Regions from separate parts of the Homo sapiens genome. Here region 1 is linked to region 2. The links are chromatin loops, found by intact Hi-C in ENCODE. Cell type or tissue: MCF 10A. All regions are shown on one strand. Links, peaks and the distances in the headings refer to the core of each region. The heading gives the core; the rest is flanking DNA.

Evidence for each region. Hi-C counts contacts between places; a loop is a spot of excess contacts. Peaks named below come from ENCODE experiments on the same cell type or tissue, not always from the same donor. Only the 100,000 strongest peaks of a DNase experiment are listed, where the experiment ranks them.
Region 1: it touches region 2 in a loop (2.5-fold over the local background); 2 of 110 quality-filtered maps call a loop at or near these places.

Annotation. Positions count from the first base shown.
Region 1 is chr2:16,735,673-16,747,259 of GRCh38, reverse strand. No RefSeq gene overlaps it. Among named protein-coding and RNA genes, the nearest start is that of CYRIA, 76 kb to the right of the region's middle. In MCF 10A, for the core only: no CTCF peak of the experiment used is centred there; DNase peaks (open chromatin) are centred at 6,899 and 8,229.
Region 2 is chr2:16,679,895-16,691,481 of GRCh38, reverse strand. No RefSeq gene overlaps it. Among named protein-coding and RNA genes, the nearest start is that of CYRIA, 20 kb to the right of the region's middle. In MCF 10A, for the core only: no CTCF peak of the experiment used is centred there; no DNase peak of the experiment used is centred there.

The DNA of each region.
Region 1 (11,587 bases), core at 1,949-9,948, 56 kb before region 2:
GATGGAATGGAATCTTAGGCAGAGGTTTTAGACTGACAGCACAGGGAGAAAAAGGTTTTTATTGTTTTTGTTTTTGTTTTTGTTTGTTTGTTTTTTTTTTTTTTTTGGCTGTAGGGAGGGAATTTTCAAAGGATCGGAATGGATATCAGAAGCTCATAGGTATGAAGGCAGGAAGTAGAGAAAGATGATATCTGCTGCTACTTATTTTCTCTGTAAGTAGAAGATAAGGTTATCTGCAGGGAAGGAGTGGGAAGTGGTGGGTGGGAACTTTGAGAATTGTCAGGAAGGTTTTAAATAGCTACTATGGGTAAGAAAGTTGACTCCAGAAACAGAAAGATTGCTCGACAGCTTCAAGTTGAGACCATGAATGTTCTCAGGCAGCAATCCGCATAGTGGTATGAATTTCTCCAGAGGTCCTAGTGAATCTCAGAGACAGTTGCATCAATGCAGAGTTCAGGCTGAGGAAAATGCAACAAAAAAATTAGCAAGAGAAAAACTTAAGGACATGACAGAGATGCTTGAATGGATGGACCCTAAAGCCCAGGTTGAAAAAGGAAGAAAGAAGGAAAGAAGGAGGGAGGGAGGTGGGGAGGGAAGACGGGACGGAGGGAGGGAGGGAGGGAAAAGGGAAGGAAAGAAAAAAAGAAGGAAGGAAGGAAGGAAGAAAGGGAGGGAGGGAGGGGAGGGGCAGGGCAGGAGGGAGGGAAGGATGGCAGAATGGGTTTCATAAGGGTAGCAGGGTCAAGGCACAGTTTTGCTGCACCCAACGATGAGGGGTGAAGGAAGAAATGAGATGTGTGAAATGCAGAAGGCTATGGGCTAAGAGTTGTGTGTTCGAATTGAGAACTTGAAGGACAGAAGCTCCAATTGATGGCAATATCCAAGTGAGACTAACTGTGACCCTGAGGGGCAAGGAGGATGCTGTCTTAGTTGGTTTCCCTAGAAGCACAGCCTGAGACCAGGACTCCTAGGAAAGTGATTATTGAGGGAGTGCTCTCAGGGTAGTGAATCAAGCAGGATGGGGCTTTGCCTGGACCCAAACTTCAGTTCCGGAGCCCAAATTGTGCTATGAAATGGGCACAGTTGGCTCTGAGGCAGGGACAAGCCTTTTGCAGCCCCACGTCAGCCCTCTGTCAGTCACTGCCACAAGCTGGCCCTGTGTGGTCAAGGGAAGTTCTGGAGAAAAAGGGCCAGCTGTGAGTAGTTGCTGGCCCACACTTACAGCACTTTGGGATTGTCACCCAGTGTGGAAAACGGATCTAAGGAAGACACCACCAGCATCTACCACAGATGCAACCCACCCCTAATCTGACACAGGTGGGTTCAGGGAGAGTCAGCAGATGCCACAAAAGAAGCAGCTGGAAGTTGTGTCTTCAGGGATAATCAGGCTTGACCACTTCAGGAGATAGAATATTCCATAAAGAATCCAATGGGTCTGGGAAATTGTTTCCCACAGGTCAGCAAATACAGAGGGGAGAGAGTCATGGTTCAGTAGGAGAGGAAGCAGTGAGGTGTTGAGAAGGTGTCTTATTCTGGTAAGAGAACCACGAAATAGCAGAGACATTTGAGAGAGGACAGGTGACTCAGAGGCTCTGAGCTTGCATAAGAAGAGCCTGTGGTTTGCATGGTGCCAGGCGTCTAGCTGAATTTTCCCCAGCCAGGCCTGGTAGCAGAAGAGGACTGCACCTCTGTGCTGTGAAGACGTCGGTCTGCTCTTGAGGGACCATGCTCAGAGGGGGCTGTCATCCTGGCGAGCAGGAAAATGAATCAATGGATTGGTTCCAGGACTGCTGCCCATGATATTTCATTCCTAGGAACGACTGCCGAGCCTAACACTCCACACCCCCAACATCCCCACCAGCCAACACCCACCTAATGCCTGGAGGCAGGTCCTCTGGAGGGAGTCACAGATGTCTCAGGCCACAGAAAGAAAACTGTGGCTCCAACTCCACCTGCCAACTTTCCAACCCCTCTCTCTGGCTGAGCTTGAGCAAGGTCTATCTTCTTGGGGTCAATTTAGACAGCTGAAGATTTGTGTTCTAGTCAGGCAACCAGAGGTGGCAAGAAGTCATCCTGAGGAGCCCACAGTGCACCAAATGACAAAAGTGCCATTAGATGTGCCAACCCAGTGAGAGTCATGCCCGTGGAGCCCAGCCAGGCATGTGAAGAGGCACAGGTGTTTAGAGGTTTGTTATACTTTTTCTTTTCTCAGCATATGAACCTGTCACTAAAATTTGTGAGCGAGCGATTCCTAAATCATCCACAGCTCCAGGATCCCTCAGTGTTGGGTTAAAGAACGGGCACTGTTCTTGGCCTCAAAACAGTAGGGTACATTGGCTTGGCTTGTGCTATTTAAAACTAATGAGGTGGCTTTGAATAAATTCTTTACCCTCTCTGGATACCATGTTCCTCATTTATATGGTGAGGGATACTGCTACCAACCTTCCAGGGCTCTTGCATTGAATTAAGGGCAACAAGAAAATCTTCCTGGCATAGGTCCTAGCAATACCAGGTGCTTAGGCAATGTGCCTGCTCATGACTGCAACCCTGAAGGGATCCTGGAAAGCTGGATGCCTTTGCATCCTGGCATCATGGCTGGAGGCACCAGTAGAGGACAGAATTTTGCTCTTCTGCTGCATGTGTGGCTGTGGCTTTGGTCCTCACTGGACTTCACAGTACTGGCTCCAGTTCAGCCTGGTCTCTGAGCAGAACAAGCTTGTGAGACACCCTTGAAATCAACCAGACCAAGCCTCCTCGTCAGCCACTTGGAAATGCAGATTATTTTTTCTGGAAACTTCTTTCCCCTTAGAAGCACTCTTTGGGCCTAGAAAGAAATTGTTTGGAAGAACTCATGGAAAAATACAAATTCTGTTTGTTTGCATATCTCATCCCTGTTTTATTGGTTTATTTGCATTTGTTAGGTAAGTGAGTAGATGAATGAATGGAGATTGTGTATCAGGTGTCATTGTGATGGATGGAGTAGGCTCTGTGGCTCCTTCTAGCTCTGGACATTGTGGAAAGGAGTGAAGAAACTCCAGGGAAAGCATTATCAGAATCAGCGAGCAAGTGGGTAAGGACTTTGTTTTAGGTTCAGTTTGGTTTGAGTTGGTGACTTGGTGGCTGTAGGCTTGTCCATCTGTCCTAAACTACCACACCACAGGCAGCCCCCTACTTCACCTGCCACCATGACCTGCCTGGGCATTGACTTCCAGTCCTGAGATCCAGGGGAAATGGCATAAATTTCTATGTATCTGAACCCAAAGTACCAGAGCAACCAGGATCCAATAGCCTCAATGCAGATAAATGAGTGATGACTGTAAATGGCTTTCACTCAAGAATGGATGACAAGGAGTGAGTTGTGGAGGATATAGAGAAGCAGCAAAACCTCAAGTCTCTTAAAAGACCCTAGAAATGTTATTTTGCAGAGATCCTTGGAGAGACTCCACCTCTCTTCAGGCCAAAGATACAGGCAGCTAGAGTCCCAAAATAGTCATAGCCATATATTAGTTTGCTAGGGCTGCCATGACAAAGTACTGCAGACTGGGTGACTTAACAGAAATTTTATTACAATTCTGAAGGCTACAAGTCCAAGACCAAGGTGTCAGCAGGATTGATTTCTCCTGAGGTCTTTCTTCTTGGCTTATAGATGGTCATCTTTTGGTATCTTCACAGTTTTGGTCCTCCTGGACTTCACAGTATCTTCCAGTCCAGTCTTGTCTCTGAGCAGGTTTTGTGAAGTCCATTGAGGCACTGAGGACCAAAGCTACATAGTCTTCCCTCTGTGTGTGTCAGTGTCCTAACCCCCTTGTTTTGTTTGTTTGTTTGTTTTGTTTTATTGAGACAGAGTCTCACTCTGTCTCCAGGCTGGAATGCAGTGGCGCAATCTTGGCTCACTGCAATCTCTGCCTCCTGGGTTCAAGCGATTCTCCTGCCTCAGTCTCTTGAGTAGCTGGGACTACAGGCATGTGTCACCACACCCAGTTATTATTTTTTTTTTCATTTTTAGTAGAGATGTGGGTTCATCATGTTGGCTAGGATGGTCTTGATCTCCTGACCTTGTGATCTGCCTGCCTCAGCCTCCTAAAGTGCTGGGATTACAGGTGTGAGCCACCGTGCCCAGCCCCTAATTCTCTTTTCTTATAAGGATACAAATCATACTGAATTAAGACTCACCCACATGGCCTCATTTTACCTTAATTGTCTATTTAAATACTGTATCTCCAAACACAGTCATACTCTGAGGCACTGGGGGTTAGAACTTTAATATCTAAATTTTGACAGGACACAATTCATTCCCTAACACCCTGTAACCAGTTTATTGAATGGGCTGGCACCTGTACGGTACAAACAGAAAGCCACTTCATCCTTTCTCATCATTTCTCTTTAAGACTAGGAGACGCAGCTTTCAGCATCTGTGCATTTCTCCTCCTATCACCACCCTGCATAAAGTCTCAGGCTAGCTTCAACTTTTCCAGTGTTCTTCAATAAATAAACCAAATAAAAGCTTATTTAAGTCTAAAACAAAAGCTCATGGACTCTTTGTGGAATTTACAGCTTTTCCCCTCCTCTCTATGTTCTTTCTCCTCCCAGCCTCTCCCTCAGCCCCTGCCCCATCCACCCACCCTACAGGCTGCAGTATCAGCCATGATCTCTATTCTGAGTCAGGTGCAAGTTCGTATGGTTCCCTCAAATTCCAGAGGGTCATGGATCAAGCTCCTAGTGGGTTTCTTGATAATTCCTTCCTTGGTTTTAGGTAAGTGGTGGGAAAATGGCCCCTTTCTCTCTCCCATGAGCTGGGAGTGATATTCAGCCAAATATCTCTGCAAAGAAATTGCCCCTGGCCACTTCCCTATTACTTTTAGGCTAAGAACTGAAAAACTGAATTTGCAATTTCTTCATATGCCATGCATGGTTGCTTGCCACCTAGTTTTTTGGTGTCATTCTTCGGAACCTCAGCAAAAACTAATACAGAAAATCTCAGTTTAGCATCCTTTAAGATTTTCTTTTTGCATAATTTCAAAGCCAACTATCTGTTGGCTCCCTTTCAGAGAATCTTATAAGCCAAGTCTCTGGAAGCAGGGCCTGGCCTGTGGCTCCCAGGAGGAGACTGGTTGAGGCAGGGTCTGTGTCCCAATGTCATTCCTCCTGCACAGGCTATGGTCTTCCCAATATGCCACAATTACATTGTACCTAAATTGACAGGGTTTCAGACTCTTGCTTTCCCAAGTTGAATAATGCGTTAAACATATATTAATGCAATACATTTATGGTTAAAAAATGCCTCCAGCTCTGTATGTTGAAAGCTTTTGTCTCCATTTCCCTAGGGATAAATCATTATTGAAATCAAAAAGAAGAGCTTGGCTCAGCAGCAAAAAAGAAAAATAAAAAAACATGCCTTGTGGTTTGTCCCCAACATTGCAATCTATTCCTAGGTTAAGGATTTTGTAACTTCTTTCTGTCTCTCTTAGGTTTCTTTCCTCTCCTTCCCTCATTCCCCACTTACCTCCCCCCAACACAAGGATGTTTAAGTTCTGCACATAGTGCTCCCATCTGCTCACGTCTTCTCCTATCGCCATGGTTACTGGCCCAGAGTGGTCTCTGTGGAGACAGAGGCAGAACAGTAACCAGGGACAACTACATAGCAAGAGGCTGTGAAAGTGAGGATTTTTTAACCCCCAGTTAAACTGGCATGCCTATACTCATGCGATTTCTTTTTTTTTTTAAGTGGCATGTCAGATTTTAAAATTCTTTTTCAGAAAAAAAGATAAAATATGAGGTGTTTGGTTATGACTATTTTTTTAAAAAAATCAAATTTAGGGTGTGTTCCATATGAAGTACTGGGGTTAACGGTGTGGAAGGTAGGAAGGTGGTGGCCAGATCTCAGCCCATACCCCACGAAAGGGGGCAGACCCATGACAGTCCAGGGTTACTGAAATTAATACAGGAGTTACTGAATTTCATACAAAGGACAATGGAATAAGCCTTCGAAGCTTACATTTCCTGATCCCCAACCATTGGGTTGTGCCATCACAAATCGCCTCAATGACATCCCAGGTCCTGTGGCTGCAACAGACTGAATGTTTGTGTTCCCCACAAACATTTAGTTAATCCCAATCGCCTCCCAAAGGCCCCACCTCCTAACAGCGTGGCATCGGGATTGATGTGATCTTGTTAGCAGGGGGGGCCTTTGGGAGGTGATTAGGTGATGAGAGTGGTGCTCTCGTGAGTGGGGTTAGTGCCTTTATAAGAATAGGCCAGACAGCAAAGTCACTCTCTTTTCACCATGTGAGAATGTGGTGAGAAGTCAGCTCTCTGCAACCAGAAGAGGGTCCTCACCAGAACCCAACCATGCTGGCACCTGGATCTCAGACTTCCAGCCTCCAGAACTGTGAGAAATAAATTTGCTGTTTATAAGCTCCCTGGTCTATAATACTTTGTGATAGCAACCCATGCTTATGGTGACGGTGCCCAGTAGTCTTCATTTTATTTTTCTCCAACCAGATGGGATTTTATTTGCTTTGCTCTGGGCTCATGTGCCACAGGAAGGTGTAGATGCCTGATATGATCAGCGGGGAACTCCTGTTTAGTAGAATCGAGTATGGGGTTTAATATCATCAGGGAGTCTCCTCTAGGCTAGGCTTTGCTTCTGACTACTTGGGGACTGACACAGGTCATTTCTTGTTCTATGAAATGGGGTGGCACAGCAGTATGTTGGATTACAACAGAGTATCTCAACCTTGGCTGCACTTCAGAACCACCTGGGAGTGTGTCCAAAATACCAATGTCCTGGCACACCCCCTGTACCATTAAATCAGACACCCTGAGAGTGCAGCTTAGCAGTATTTTTAAAACTTTCCCAGGTAAGTTTAATGGGTAGTCAGGTAAAAGTCAATGACCTGGACATGCTCCAAGGTCCCTTCCAGCTCTGCAAGCAAATGAGAACATGCCCAGCGTGGACTGCACACAGGTATGGCCAGTTGGCAGGAGGCACCACTGCAAGGATTCCTCCTGGCTGTGTCACCAGCTGGGCACCTCCAGCGTGGGCACAACCAAGGTTGAATGAAGCCCAGACTGGCACCGAGAGGCCTGGGCACTGACCTGATTGGTCATAAACCAGCTGTGTAACCTTAAGCAAATCTCTTTCAACTGAATGGCACAGTTTCTTCATCTATAAAATGAGGAAGGCAATATTTTGAAAGGGTTAAAATGCAGACTCTGGAGCCTGTGTAAATTCAGACACTGACTATGTACTAAACTGCTGTGTGACCTTGAGCAAGTTACTTAACCTCTCTGGGCTTCAGTTTCTTCCTGCATAAAATGGAAAGAATAATAGTACACAGTTCAAAGTATTGAAGGATTCACTGAACTGATTTACGTAAAATGCTTATCAGTGCCTGTCTTTAATAAATACTCAATAGATGTTGGAATTTACAAATCAACATTACAACATTACAAAGTAGAGGGGTTGGACTAAACATTCTCTGGGGAACTTTCTCTGTCTCTGATGCTAGGTCCTGGGAGACAAATGGTGGCTTTGGCAGATAGAAGTGGGAAGGGCTTTGCAAACAGAGAGAAGGGAGGCAAAAGAAATCTGAGCATGCATGGGAACAGTAACTGGAGTGCACAGACTATTGGGAAAGGGGACTAGAGCCAAGGGAGAAACGGGACCATTAGACTAAAAAGTGGGGAAAGGTTATGGAAGCCCTGAGATATCAGGGTGTGGAAGTGGGGCTTTCCATGTACACTAGTGATTCCAAACATTCTTCAGTAGTGGATTTCAGCTTCAGACAAAGTTTTATAAGGAATCTGATTGTATACAACAAATAAAAGTAGAAATTTTTGAGTTGCAGCCCAGATGGGAGTCTGGAATCCCTGGTCTTGTTGTCCTTCTCTTACCATGGCTGGCCCTTCAGTAGTCCCTCTAGTGCTCCAAGATTTCATGGAGCAAAGTTAATATTCTCTACTGTAAATAACTAGAAATTATTGGGACACAGGAGCTGATAGAGTTTGAATATTTGTTCCCTCTGAATCTCACGTTGAAATGTGACCCCAGTGTTGGAGGTGGGATCTGGTGGGAGATGTTTGGGTCAGGGGAGTGGATCCCTCGTGAATGACTTAGTGTCCTCCCCAAGTAATGAGTAAGTCTTCACTTCATTAGTTTGTGCAAGATCCGGTTGTTAAAGAGTCTGGCACCTCCCTCCCCTCTTCTCTTGATTCCTTTCCCACTGTGTGACGTACCAGCTTCCCTTGCCTTCTGCCATGAGTAAAGGTATCCTGAGGCCTCACCACAAGCAGATGCTGCTGCTATGCTTCTTGTACAGCCTACAGAACCATGAGACAAACAAACCCCTTTGCTTTGTAAATTGCCCCATCTCAGGTATTCCTTTACAGTGATGCAAAGTGGACTAATACAGGAACCAACTTTTAAAGAATTTTTCATACTCTGTGCTATGGACAATCTGTAGGCTAGATGATAAGGGTGAGGAGGGTGGGAACAAAAACACAATTATTGGGATATCTATAAAGTCAGAGACAGAATCTTGAGCTGCAGAGTTCATGAACCTGAGTGACTAATACATTTTCTGGCTTGTTTTCATAATGTGCCCCATCCGCCAGAACAGTTAAGGTGCTTACCTGAGTTTACCTATGACTGAAAGCAAAGGTGTATTATTTATTATTTAAATACTGCTGTAAGAGTGCCAGGTAATACACAATCACAAAAATCTCACTGGCTTATTAAAACAAATGTTTATGTCACATTTACAGGTGGACAGGCCAACAGTGATACTATTGGCACCTGCTGGGTTGGCTGAGCTTGACTTTAGAAAATGGGCTGGATTTAGTTCCACCCCGTATATCTACTCATTCTGGACCAGCAACTACCTGGGATGCTTTATTCTTGTGGTAAAGTGAAGAGTAAAAGACCAGCAGAGCTTTGCCATGACTCTCCAAGTTTCAGATCAAAGCAGTAACTGTCACTCTCACCCACATTGCATTAACCCATGCACATCATATGGCCAAAGCCAAAGTCAATGAAACAGACAACATTCTACCCACAGGGAGGACTTGGCAATAGAAGTAGAGAAAGAAATATGGGTCAACAAATAATACTACCTACTACAGGTGGGGGTGATGGGGAAGCCGAGTAGTCACCAAGCCAGAAGCTTATCTACTCCTCATTCTTTCATACCCAGCTCATATTCTATCTCCCCCAACAAGCATTCCCAGTCCAGCTCTCATTCTCTGACCTACTCCAGGTGGACTTTGACCCCTCTGTGAGCTCTCTCCTGTGTGAGATCATCAGGTGGTCATGAACACTGGCTTTCCCTTGGTGCCCAACACAAGTGGGCACATAGTGGTTGCTCAGTCAAGATAAACTGCTTGATGTATAGATGGAGGAAGGATCCAGGAAACTTCCCTGGAAGAGTGAGGTGGGATGATAAATTCAGGGGGCATTCCACTCTCTCTTTTCATACCACCAGCACTGCCTTTGAACATGGCAATGTGAAGGAAAGAACAAAGGCTTTGGAGTCAGAGAGACTCAGGCTGAAATTACAGCTGTACATTCACCAGTCCTGTGACCTTAGATGAGTTGCTTTGCTGTACAGTGCCTCCGATTTTTTATCTGTAAAATGAGGATAATAGCAATTACTTTGCAGGATGATTACTATTTTCAAACATACTCCTTGCAGTCCTGCCTCAAGACCTTGGCAGTTGCTGTCACCCCTGCTGAACACAAGGTTCCTCCATTTATCTGTGTAGCTCACTGTCTTATCTCAGTAGCGTCTTGGCCAAAATGTCATCGGATCAGTGAGGCCTCTCTTTATCATTTTATATAAAATAGCATACACTCCATTATCTCACTCTATCTTCTTGCCCTGTTTACTTTCTTTGTCGTATTTATCAACACTCAACAGTTATCTGTTTGTTGTTTACGTGCTTCATTATTGTCTGTGTACCTTCCAAAACATAAAGTAGACTCTGTGGGAAACTAGGGCTTTGTGTTTTAAGTATTTTAACAATCTCTGGATCTCATTGCCCACAATGGTGACTGGAAGCTGTTTAGTGAGTATTTCTTGAATGGATGAACTGTGAGTATTGAATAAGATTGCGTCCGTAGAGTCCCCGCACGGTGCCTGGCTTACTCAGTAAATAGTAGCAGTTATTCTGAGTGGCCTCTTCTAGCCTGTTCCATTGATCCCAGCCTGTATATTTCTGCTCAGGGGCCAGAGGACATAGCTAACCAGAGAAGAGCACTGAGCCTCTGGGCACCTGCCTGTGTGCAGACTCAGGCACATAATTAAGAATTTTCAAGGCTTTTCACTCTTCTTCCATCCTTAGCAAACAGAAGGGCCTTGATCTTGAGAGGCCTAGAGTGTATTCCATCATCTCTACTTCCTCTGAGGGCCCTGGACATACATCACCCAGATTCACCATGTGAATCACAAGCATTCAGCTCATTCCTAAATGCCCTCCTCTGTGTAAGGCAGACAAATCAAGCCGGAAAACTGAACTCTAATTAAACACATGCATGGTCTCATTTTATTCTATTAGAAAAGACTCTGGAGTAGAATGTATTGACATGAATTGTGTGCCTGAAACTCTTTCACACGCAAAGAAAAAAAAAACCCACACTGTGCTGACGACTTTGGCCCCTGTAATATGAGATTTATACAACCTCTGAAGAAGTGAGATAATGCTGGGAAAATGAGATATTAAAGCATACACAGTTTTGTGAAAAACATTGAAATACAGTTTAAAGTTCAAAAACCCCGCTTCATTGGTGTTTTTTAGATGTGAGGCGCTTTGCTTAAAACCAGGAGTGATGAGTCCATCCTGTTGAAGTGAAATGAGCTCAGGAGTAACTCATTTATTGATTCAAGGTTATCCTGGATCCCACGTGCTGGTAGTGGCCTGGATCCTGAGGATACACTTAAACAGAGTCTGTGCCCTCAAGGACCTGCTCTTCCATAGGGTCTCAGTCGTTCTCACAGTGGGGGCCCCAGTGAAGGGGCTCTAATAGAGAGAACCATGCCTTGCCACAGCTGTGATCCAAGGAGGGAGTGAGTAATGGCCAGAGAGAATAATCAAGCAAACATTCATTGGAGCCACTTGGGTTGCATCTTACAACACACGCAGGTGTTCAACACACAAGACAAGAAAGGAAATGTATTCCGGGCAAAGGGAACAGCATGCAGGAAGGCACTGGGGGGACAGAAGACAGCAAAGTCACTTTGGGGAACTGTGATATTTAGTAGGATGGGGAAAATGGGACTTCTCTAAGAGATTGTTCTCTCTCTGCTTTCTTGAGAACAGTACCAAACATTGCCACATATGATATCACAGGACAAAAGTTTTTCAAGTGTTTATTTTCACAGGAGTTTTGAGAGACCGTACTGTGCAGCCTCTGCTCCTAAAGCTGACTTTGTCAGAGGCTGTGCCTTGCAGTCCCATGGCACATCCATGGAAGAAAGTTCACTGGCTTCCAAAGAGGCCCTGATGGAGCAAAACATGCCCAGAATATACTTGTGTGCACACAAGCACACACACACACACTCACTCACTCTTACTCCTTGCCTGATTTGAT
Region 2 (11,587 bases), core at 2,474-10,473:
GCTGCCTCAGGTCCCACCAGGCCACTCCATGGCCACGTGGATCAAGATCTCAGCACTTCAGCGACCCATCTGCGGCGCATCGCTGTGGGAAGGGCTGGGAAGCTCGGCTCTCAAGCCTTTGTTATTGTTTACTTAATCTGCTGATTTCAGAAAACTGTGCATTAAAATGAGCTACATGAATGTGGATTTGTCTGTTTCCCTTTTACTTTGTTAGTTTTTTCTTTACAAATTTTGGATTAACATTGTTAGAGATCTAAAAATCTATGATTCATATGGATTCCATGATTTTTAAGGATTATATTATTTATCAATATTTTATCTCTCCATTGTCTTACTTAGAAATCCTCACTTTAAATTCACTCTTGCCTAAAATTAATATTGCTATTTTGGGGTTTGTACTATAACAGTGTACCTGGGACAAATGAAAGAGTCAATTTACGTTACTTACAAATGGTACACCTAAAACAGAATGAAACATACATTTTGCCTTTTACGTTTCATTCTGTTTTAGGTGTGCCACTTGTAAACAGTACAGAGCCATTACCCAACCTGAGGATCTCTTTCCTTCATATTCATTTTCATTATTTCCTTTGGACTTATTTTTGCACTGATATTTTCGACTTGATGGGCTTTTTCAGCGTTTATTTCTATTTCTCTGTCCTGTTTTTGTTTTAAGTAATTGAGTTTTCTTTGTTCATGTTATTCCTCTAGTATTTTCATGTTTATACATCCTATATAAATTTTGCTGGTGAAAACTCTTAAATCATTGGATCACATATGAATCTCTAGAGCCAGCCAGTATCTATATCTTTTATTTCAACAAGATAAAAGCTTTACGAAAATTTCATTTCCCCCATCTCTCTAACCCTAGCCTCCTTGTATATTAAGGTACAGATTGATGTTAAAATATTTTTTAATTATGCAAAAATAATTATTTCAACTATAAGCTCTATCGGTTGCTGGGGTTTGGTGATGTGGCTTTCTTTGTTACGGTTTTGTTTTAAGTTTTTTGCAAGGCTATTTAAAAAAACAAAACAAAGCATATATCTTCCCTGTCTTGAATTTATTATTTATTTTGATACAATCTATGCTCAAACAAGTCTTTTGGAAGATTCTCTGAGTTGTGAGTTTAAGAGCCCTTGCATTACCAAGAACATCTTTATATTTTCCTCTCATCTGAGTGGTAGTTTGTGTGTCAATTCTAGAACTCTTCTTTCAAAATGATTTTATCTCATACCTCTGAAAAAACTTCCTCCATTATTCTTAGCATCCAACATTGCCAAAAAGAATTTAGGTGATAATCTAATCTTTACTAATTTCTTCTTTTCTTTTTCTGCAAACTTAGAAGAATTTCTCTATTTTATTCTGCACTTTTATTAGCACATATCTAGATGTAAATGTTGGTTTATTTAACAATTAAAATTAATCCCAAGTAGCACTTTTTGGGTCTTTAGGTTTGAGAACTCTATCTCAAACCACTTACTTTCTTCTGAAGAGTAAGCTGTAATCTGTCCTCAAAAAATAGGTATTCCTGCTGTTAGTTACCTATGGAGAGGGCAGGTTGCTGGGTAGGAAGCTGAGACTTAGAAGGTGTGGTAGGCAGAATGGCCCTTCATAGATATCCCATACTAATTCCCAGAACCTGTGAGTATGTTGAGGCATTCCTGCCATGATTTTGTTACATTATATGGTACAGTTGACCTTAAGATGTGGAAATTATCTAACTGGGCCTGGCCCAGTCTCATGAATTCTTGACAGCAGTGTGCTTTCTCTCAAGCAGAAGGGGAACTTAGAAACACTGGAAACATAGAAGACTCAATATATCATTACTGCTTTGAAACGGAGGAGGCCATATTCAGAGAATACGGAATAAGGGATATGAGAGCCTAGAGGAGCTGAAGGCAATCCAGGCCAACAGTGAGGGAAAAAATTGCTACCTTAGACCTATAACTCCAAGAAACTGGATTTTGTCAAAAACCTGAAAGTCGTTGGAAGTGGATTTTTCCCAGAGCCTCCTGATAAGAACCCAACCAGTCAACACTTTAATTTTGCCTCTACTGTAAGGTCCTAAGAAGAGAACCCAGTCATGCCTACCCAGACTTCTAATCCATAGAACTGCGAGATAATAAATAGGTGCTGCTGTAAGCTGTTAAACTTGTGATAATTGTTGTGCAGCAGTGGAAACCTTTTTCAAGTGGGAAATAAATCCCTGCTTCTTACTCTTGGGCTTTGAGGATGGGAAATATTTGGGTAGGAAAGCTAAGTAAATGGTGACAGTATAATAAATGGAAGATCTCAGAAGAGAAAATTGCACATTTTGTAACTAATGTCATACAGTCAAGGCCCTTGCAAACCCTTTCTTTTTTTTTGAAACAGAGTCTTGCTCTGTCACCCAGGCTGGAATGCAGTGGCACTATCTCGGCTCACTGCAAGCTTCGCCTCTAGGGTTCATGCCATTCTCCTGCCTCAGCCTCCCGAGTAGCTGGGACTACAGGCACCTGCCACTGTGCCCGGCTAATTTTTTGTATTTTTAGTAGAGATGGGGTTTCACCGTGTTATCCAGGATGGTCTCAATCTCCTGACCTCGTGCTCTGTCCACCTCGGCCTCCCAAATTGCTGGGATTACAGGCGTGAGCCACTGCGCCTGGCCAGGCCCTTTTAAGTTGGAGAAAGTGATCAATTTCCTTATATTGATTCAAACTAGGTCAAAGACATATCCTTCTTAGGTGGATATTACTTCTCTTGTTTAAAATTAGGAAATCATAGCTCATAAGATGAAGTGACTTGCTCTGAGCCACATAGTCACAGTCGGGCTGGGGTTTAAAACAAAACTTGTCTCTTTTCCCAAACTCTGAGCATTAGTTCATTCATACCTAACACTCCAGTTCAAAGGTTGGGACAGCTCTTTTCTGAGCCCTAGACTCCTAGACGGGGACCTGACCCTGCCTGGATCCTACCAGCTCCTTCACTTAAGATCTCCATCTAGTCCTGCTTAGATTGAACTTCACAGCTGACTCCCACTGCCTCTTAAACACCAATATGGAAGCCTACGGGAATCGCCCCCAGGCCCACCAGTGGCCCTAAAGCTAAATATTACATCCATCCATCTCCTTTACTTTCTCCTCAAGGAGCCAGCTCCTCCATCTAGACATTTGCCTCTTATTCTAAGACCATACTCCATTCCCTTCTGAAGTAGGAGGAGAAGACATTTGAAAATATACGCATGTCTTTTTTTAGTTGTCACAGTAACTGAGGGGTGCTCAACCATTGAAGTGTACTGTTCCTACAATTCATGGGTCAGTTCACACAATGAAAAACTGTCTTGCCCTAAATGCCAATAGCACCCCAGTTAAGAAACACTTGACTGTGGTCATTTTCACTTCCCCGTGACGTGAGGCAGCACATCACCCAATTTTATCCAAACTAGTTGTATCTGCCATACAATGCCTGCTGCGATCTTGCCTCTACCCACCTTTCCAGAACTATTTCCTTCTATGAATGTCCTGGGACACCTTATACACTGCCATTCCTTTCTGCCTCAGGATTCCTACACCCTTTTCCTCTAATATCTTTCTTCTACTTGTCTATTTGCCTGGTGACAGGCAATCATTCATCCCCAAAGTAGCTTAAGTTCCACTTTTAGGAGGCTCTTCCTAAGTCCCTGAGGCAGGGTCTCAGTGAGGACGGAGGTCTACTCTGTATCTCTAGAATTTAGTATTAATAAATAGTCCGACAAATAAAGTAGTTGTTTAAAGAATATTATTAAATAAATAAATAAGTGAATAAATAAATTAATTCTGTAACCAATGATGGATTATTGAGTAAATGAGCAATTGAATGGGAAGAAAATATGCATTACATATTGCTCTGTGATACATTTCACCTCCTAAATAGCCTGCAAGCATCAAATACCATCCATTGTCTTATGTGATACTGAACTCAAGCTAAAGCAGTGCTCTCAATGCATTTCAAGGTGACTTAAACAGTCTCCTCCTCTTATGTTCATAAGTACTTTGCTTGTTATCGGCTGTGCACTGTGCACATGGTACTTTGCCCCTCCTTGGCAGGCTGGTGGCTGGTCTGGACCATGAAGCTCTCTCAATGAGTGTGATGTCTGGACTGCCAGGGGCAGTGACCAGGAGAGCCAGGCAGTGAGTGGCTACTGGCTGTGTCTGGGTGCCTGAGTAAGGGGGGCAAGCTCAACTGTCCCTTTGCTGTTCTCTTGATCTGGATTCCTTCACCTAGAATATTATTAAAAATGGAAACATCCCATTTTAAATAACAGAAGAGTTATTTTAAAAGTACTGTAACTTTGCATCAAAAATGTATCATCTTTTCAAAATAAGCATATCATTACATATGAAGCCTCTGGAGGCCGTGTGCATTGACTGAGGCCTCTCTAGTTCCCTGCATTGGTTAAATGGGAATGTTAAAAGCCCACTTCTCAAAAGTGAGAAGTGCACATAAGGAATTTTGTGCTAGGGATGTGGAAACTCCTATATACTGTACTCATTTATTCATGTGCTTCAGATGCATCATTTACTGTACATCCATGATATCCCAGGAATTAGGAGTCTGAGGAATGCCAGCACTGTTATTCTCAGAGTTCGTGGTCTAACACTGGAGACCAACCCATGGAATTTATGATGAGAGAGGTTGAGGCAAGCAGGGGGCTGACTTCACAGGGCAGACATCCTTCACATAGCCCAGGGGAATCGGAGGAGGAGATAGGAGAGATTCTAAGGACAGATGAGTTCCAAATCTGAATTGTCATAAAGTAGTAAAGACCAAGAGAGGAAGAATTCCAGAAAGAGAAACCAGCTTGTGCTGCAGAAATGCCAAAAGCTGCTATGAGTATTGTTCCTATCACCCTTCTTATGACTGCCCATTTGTGAATAACACTTGCCTAATTATTAATGATACACTGCTTTGTGTCCTATTGTACCATCACTGAATGCTACCTCTTTGTTGCATTGTTGTTAAAGTCTCACTTGTTTGTATGTAGTCTCCTCAAAGATCTATGATGTTTTTTCCCTGCATCCTAAACAGAACTCATGCAGAAACAAAACTCATCTGCTTCCCCAACCTGTTCCCTCTTCAACCATCCCTTCTACAATCCCTCAGTCACACAGACTCAAGGCTTTGGGTTCATCTTTAGCACCTCCTTTCCCTCTCCTACTTCCGTTCTTTTCTCCCTGTCCTCTGAGAGACACCAATCATGAAGGTTCAGTACTTGCGCCTCGGTTAAGTTTCCTTCCCACCCCCAACCCCAGCAACATCTCCTCTCCCAGACCTAGGACTGCCTGAACCTCTCTGAGGGTTCTGAGGGGCCTCAGTTATTGCCGCAGGCTCCGCCCTGGCCTCTTGTCCCCCAGGCTTGTCCTCTGACTGTCTGTGCACATGGGCTGAATGACTGAACTCCACTGTCTCTGTGCTTCTGGTGTTACCCTAGCCCTTTCAGCCCAGCAAGATGGACATAACGTCTTTCTTGCATATTACAGGGATGCGATGAGACTCGAGACCAGTTTAATATGGTGCCAGGCACAAGGAATTGGAAAAAGTCAGATTTTGGATGTTACTAATGTGCTTTTTCTTTGGCCTCTCCAAGCACTAGATCTTTAATATGCTCCAGAGATTTGTGTGGTGTGTGTGTTTGTGTGGCCAGGTTGAAGAACAGGGTTTTGACATACAGAAAGAAAGAAGAAAAGAAAGAAAGAAGAAAGAAAGAAAGAAAGAAAGAAAGAAAGAAAGAAAGAAAGAAAGAAAGAAAGAAAGAAAGAAAAGGCAGGAAGGAAGGAAGGAAGGAAGGAAGGAAGGAAGGAAGGAAGGAAGGGAATTATGTAGCAAGACAATAATCCCCAAGCCAGACTATTGTTTTCAGAGAAATTTACTGAGTGCATTTTTTTTTTCACACTGGCATATTTAGAACCAAATTTGGATAGCTATATTCTTAGATCTTTCCCAAAGTGCAGAGGAAAACATTCTTCTCTACCCCTAAGATTTACTGCAGTCAGAAATAAGGAGCCTCTGACACACAGGGAGAAGAAATGTTCAACCCATTGCAACTTTTCCAGGCTGTTCTCCATTCTGGGGAAATGGCTTCAGATTCCAGCACTTATTATAGAAAAAAATAAATCTTAGAAAGAACTTGGTGAGAGGGGCAACGGGATGGGGCCTTGACAGAGGAAGGCGGAGATGCATGGGTCTGCTACCTGTGAGAGCTGAGGGAGGCTAAATCTGCAGAGATGAGTGACTTTTTCCCCCTAGGGAGAATTGCTGAAGCCAAAGGTATGTGGACAGTCCATCAGTAATAGCTGCAACATGATGATCACCAGAGTTCCCTGCAGCCAGGTAGCCATGTAAACAACAAAATGTGCAACCTGGTGCAATTCTGAGGATCCAAAGAATCACAGGGTCCTCTGCCTTTCCAAGGCCAGGAGGCCATTTTAACTTCCCTTCCCATATACTCAGACTCTATCTTAGGCAAAGGAGTGGGGTTGTGGGGGAAGGGGCCCCCTAAATAATGAAACAATTTTTTTTGAGACAGCATTTCGCTCTGTTGCCCAGGTGGGAGTGCAGTGGCACGAACACGGCTCACTGCAGGCTCAGCTTCCTGGACTCAAGCAATCCTCCCACCCCAGCATCCCGAGTAGCTGGGACTACAGGCATGCGCCACTGTGTGCAGCCAATGAAACACTTTGTATCAATTCTGAGCCTGAATAATGCCTTGAGAGAGTTCTTCAGTTTTAATATGAGACTAAACTCTATACCAGACTGAAATAATTGAGATTTTAGTAGTTTTTGTTTTATTTGATGTGAGTGTGTGTGCGTGTGTGTGTGTGTGTGTTTGGTGTGTGAGTGAATGTTTTATTGCATTCTGGCTAACCAGCATAGAGAGATTTTTGAGAAGGCCATTTGATTATACACAAATTTTTAAAAACAACTACCATTTTCTCTGCAAATCCAAGTTGTTGTGAGAGTTGGCTTTTTGCCTTCCTCTGCGTAGCCTTCCAATCCATTGTAGTGAGGAGAAAGATGAATAGGAAGAGAAGAAAACTGGAATACAATCCCAAGAATTGATTTAACCTGATATCTAACTGACTCTATGATCTATCCTGACCTACCTTCAAATATTATTTTTCATTTATTCCTTTAATCTACCCAATCCCTTTCCAAGGATCATTTCTTCCAAATTCAGAGTCTCTCTGAAAATGAGCTACAGCTTCCTAATTAGAAAATTGTTCTCATGCTTGTGGCAGGGGCCTCCTCCTGCTCCCACCTGTCTCAATGCTTCTCTGAAGCTCGTTTTCTTCCTCTCTTTGTTCTAAGTTCATGGACTCTGGGTATCCAGGGCTGAGCCTCAGTGGACACAAAGAATAAGAGCTGAAAGTGGAGATGAAGAGAAACTGGATCACCCGTCTGCCAAAGGCATGGGATCAGATAAGAACTAGGGAGCAGATACAAAGAGAAGGGGCTCTCTACAAGTGACACAAAAATGGCCTTTGTGTGGAAGAGGCACTGCTAGGAGTTGAGGAAGCAGCCTGGCTGGGCCATTTTTGCGAATCCTAGCAGTGGCCTCTGGTCTTGTTTGCTTCTCAGCTTTCTCTCTTTCCAGGTATCAAGCTTCAGGCCAGCATGGGCTGGGATCTCAGCAACAGGTGCCTGTGAAGGGGAGAAGAAATCTCGTAATAAAGCCAGTTTCATTATTAAAATGACTCAAGAAACCCCCATTGGTTGTTTTCTGCTGAGTGCCTGGCCCTGTGCTAGGAGAATCAGGGAGAAGGGGGTTTCTTCAGAAGTCCCCTGTGCCAATGAGTGTGCCCAGTGGAGTGGGATATATTTATATTCACATATCAGGATCAACCAGCAATAGCACGGATGCTGCTGGTGGTACTGCAGACTCTTAGCTCAGTGCTCTGTTTCCATGACACTTCTTCTGAATTATTATCAAAACAAGTCTACATGAGCTAATACTGTGCATGCTCACTCTGCTTAAACCCTTCCACTCCCAATCCTGTCTCTCTTCTGTGCCCCCATAGAACTATGTTCATTTCTTTACTGGTCTGTAGTATTTTGTCATGAGGATTACAAAGCAATTCTTGAGATTTTGGAGAATATTAATTGGTTGCTTCAACAGCTATTTTGAAAACCATTAAAATTTAAGTTGTTTTCCTTACCAAGTAGTGGCAGAACAAACTGAGCCTGTAGGGAAACTTTGAGGGTTGGCATCAGAATCAAGGTGCTGAATTTGGGGCTTCCAGGTCTAAGGACTGTACCAAGTTGGCCGCATCAAAATATCCTGCTTTTCCCTTCTGTACGGGCTTGGACTGGGTGACTGCTTTGGGATCTTGGGGCCTGGTCCCCGACTGCCTTGTGTTCTGGCTCGGAGTATATGGGCCATCTCCCCTTCTAAGACTGAGCACTGTGTGTCAGGACTGGGCGGGTTTTGTCTTTGCTCTCACAGTGATGCCCTGAACAGCTTTTACAGCTTCTGCAAAGATGTGTGAAATTGAATCATAAACCAGAAGTTCCATCCAGCCGCCCAGTGAACTTGGCAAAGACAGAAGTGTTCATCTTCCTTGTGTTGTGTTCGCCCACATGAATCTCTCCTCCCATTCCCAGAATGGCCCCGTCATCCTCTCCTTTTCCCTGTATAAGTGAGTTCTCAGCCAGTTGGCTCTGCTCTTCCACCCTAGACTCACCAGGATCCGCCTTCCCTCATCCTTACTAGCTCAGGCAGCTGCAGCTTTCTCCCCAATACCTTTGACTTCTTGGATCCTTGTGCTGCTGCCAACAGTGTATTTCCAGACCTGCATTCAAGATGATCCTTTCTGTGCCAGCCCTCCTCAACCTGCCCACTCTTTCTGCCGCTTACTAAAAAAACCACAGAACCTTGACATGAAAGGAGCTGACCCAGCGTAGAAATTATCTCCTTCTACAGCATTGCAAGGCTGCCAAGAAACCCTGCTTGAGTGTGTCCAGTGACAGCAGACACCCTGCCACACTATTTGTGTAGTTAGTGTGTGGCACTAACAAAATTTGTGTAGCTCTATTTTGTAGCTCTATTGTGTAGCAATTTGTGTAGCTCTAACAGAAAGTTTTCCTCAAAATCAGAGAAAACCAAAAAGGGCCTTGTAAAGTTCTCGGAATACAAATCTATCATGGTGCAAGAATGAAACAGGGCCAGTCCATCAAAGAAATGCAAATCAAAACCACAATGAGATACCATCTCACACCAGTTAGAATAGCGATCATTAAAAAGTCAGGAAACAACAGGTGCTGGAGAGGATGTGGAGAAATAGGAACACTTTCACACTGTTTGTGGGACTGTAAACAAGTTCAATCATTGTGGAAGTCAGTGTGGTGATTCCTCAGGGATCTAGAACTAGAAATACCATTTGACCCAGCCATCCCATTACTGGGTATATACCCAAAGGATTATAAATCATGCTGCTATAAAGACACATGCACACGTATGTTTATTGCAGTACTACTCACAATAGCAAAGACTTGGAACCAACCCAAATGTCCAACAATGATAGACTGGATTAAGAAAATGTGGCACATATACACCATGGAATACTATGCAGCCATAAAAAATGATGAGTTCATGTTCTTTGTAGGGACATGGATGAAGCTGGAAACCATCATTCTCAGCAAACTATCGCAAGGACAAAAAATCAAACACCACATGTTCTCAGTCATAGGTGGGAAATGAATAACGAGAACACATGGACACAGGAAGGGGAACATCACACACTGGGGGCTGTTGTGGGGTGGGGGGAGGGGGGAGAGATTGCATTAGGAGATATACCTAATGCTAAATGACTAGTTAATGGGTGCAGCACACCAATATGGCACACGTATACATATGTAACAAACCTGCACATGGTGCACATGTACCCTAAAACTTGAAGTATAATAATAATTAAAAAAAAAAAAAAAAAGAATAAAACAGGGCCAGAAAGCTACAAAGACATGTCAGGGCAAGTTCAGGGTTTAAAAAGCTACACTGCCTTCCAGTCAAAGAGCACGCCATGTGCAGTCTCCCTTGGGTCTAGCTGGGCTCTGGCCCCCCGTAGTGTCCACCTCTAGTCTTATTGCTGTCCTCTGGGGCCACAGGGGACTTTGCACAACTACTCTCATGGGTTTCTGGAAACTTCTCTTCCTCAGGGTCAGTGCCTCCCAGGCTTTTATACATGCCATCATCCAACCTGGATTACTTTTTCTACGGTTCATATTCAGCCTTTCTTTCTAGATACATTTTTCTGTACCTCCCTTTGGAAGCCATATCTGATAACCTGTCTTCAACTTCTGCTTAATTCTGCAGCAGTTTAGCAAAGTTGACCAGAAGTCTTTCTACCATTTCCATGGGCTTGTTTTTCTCAAACAGAGCTTCTGGAAGGCAGGGACTCATGTTTGTTTTATTGCCCATATGTAAAGAAACCACACTGGAATTTTTCTTCAGCGACTGCCTTCTGACTTCCTAATTGTGTCTAACGTCGTATGAGGAAAGTGAAGCCCATGGAGGTTGCTGAGTCCCAAGTTCCTTCGGCTGAGTGCTATCAAAGCAGGACTGAAACCCAGGTCTCCTGACTCCCATTCCAGTGCTGATTTTTTTCCCAAATATGTCCCCTTGGCCTATAGAATTTTAATACAACAATTCTTTCGTGAATTACTTGCCTATTCAGGTGTCTGTATGTCCTCTGATTAACATGATCACTCTTGTCTATCTTAAATAACATCAACAAATTCATGCATAATCTCTAATTGAGCCTTTTTTAAGCCTTTGTAAAGAACTATGTACAGACCATAAATGCTTTTTTGATGATAATAGTGATTTTTACCAAAAGCCTTCATTTAGGATAAGTGTGCAACTGCAGGAAGCAAGGCTACTGTTCCTACTCACATTCCCACGTTCACTACAAGCAACTTCAAAGAAACTCTGCAGATGAAGCAATGCCACTATATTGCAATTTAAGCTTTCTTCAGTCATTTCTCTGCAACCACACTCAAATTTTCAATTCCTCAAATAGAAAATGAACTGAATAGACATTAACAAAGTAATCTCTCTACTTCTTTGAAAATTGCAAACTAGCTGAATTTTTCTCTTATGGTTGATAATAGCCATGAAGAAACCAATCATAACTCCTTCTCTTCTGCCTCCCAAATACATCATTTGAAAAAACTTCCTTTATTGGGTAATAAAACGAGAGGAAAAATCATATTAGAGACTAATGAACTCATATAGTGTTATTTTCATCACTTAGTAACCTCAGGATATGAATAATTTTCTTAAACGAATTTTTTAAATGTGGACTAAGGAATCCAAATCCTTAAAAGCCTGAAGTTGTCAAAGTAGAGTGATAACTTTTTTCAAGTTTATAAATTTTGAGACAGAAAAACAGTCTTTTACAGCTTTAGCTGTCTTTAACTTCAATCGCATATTCTAGCTAAAGTCATTAAGCCCAAGCACTGACCTAGATTGAGAAAAAGAGGACATCAATTCTAAAGACATGAACATTTGGGACAATAATTGTAGCCACAGCTCAAAGAGGAGACATCCTGTTTTCCTGTAGGGATGGAC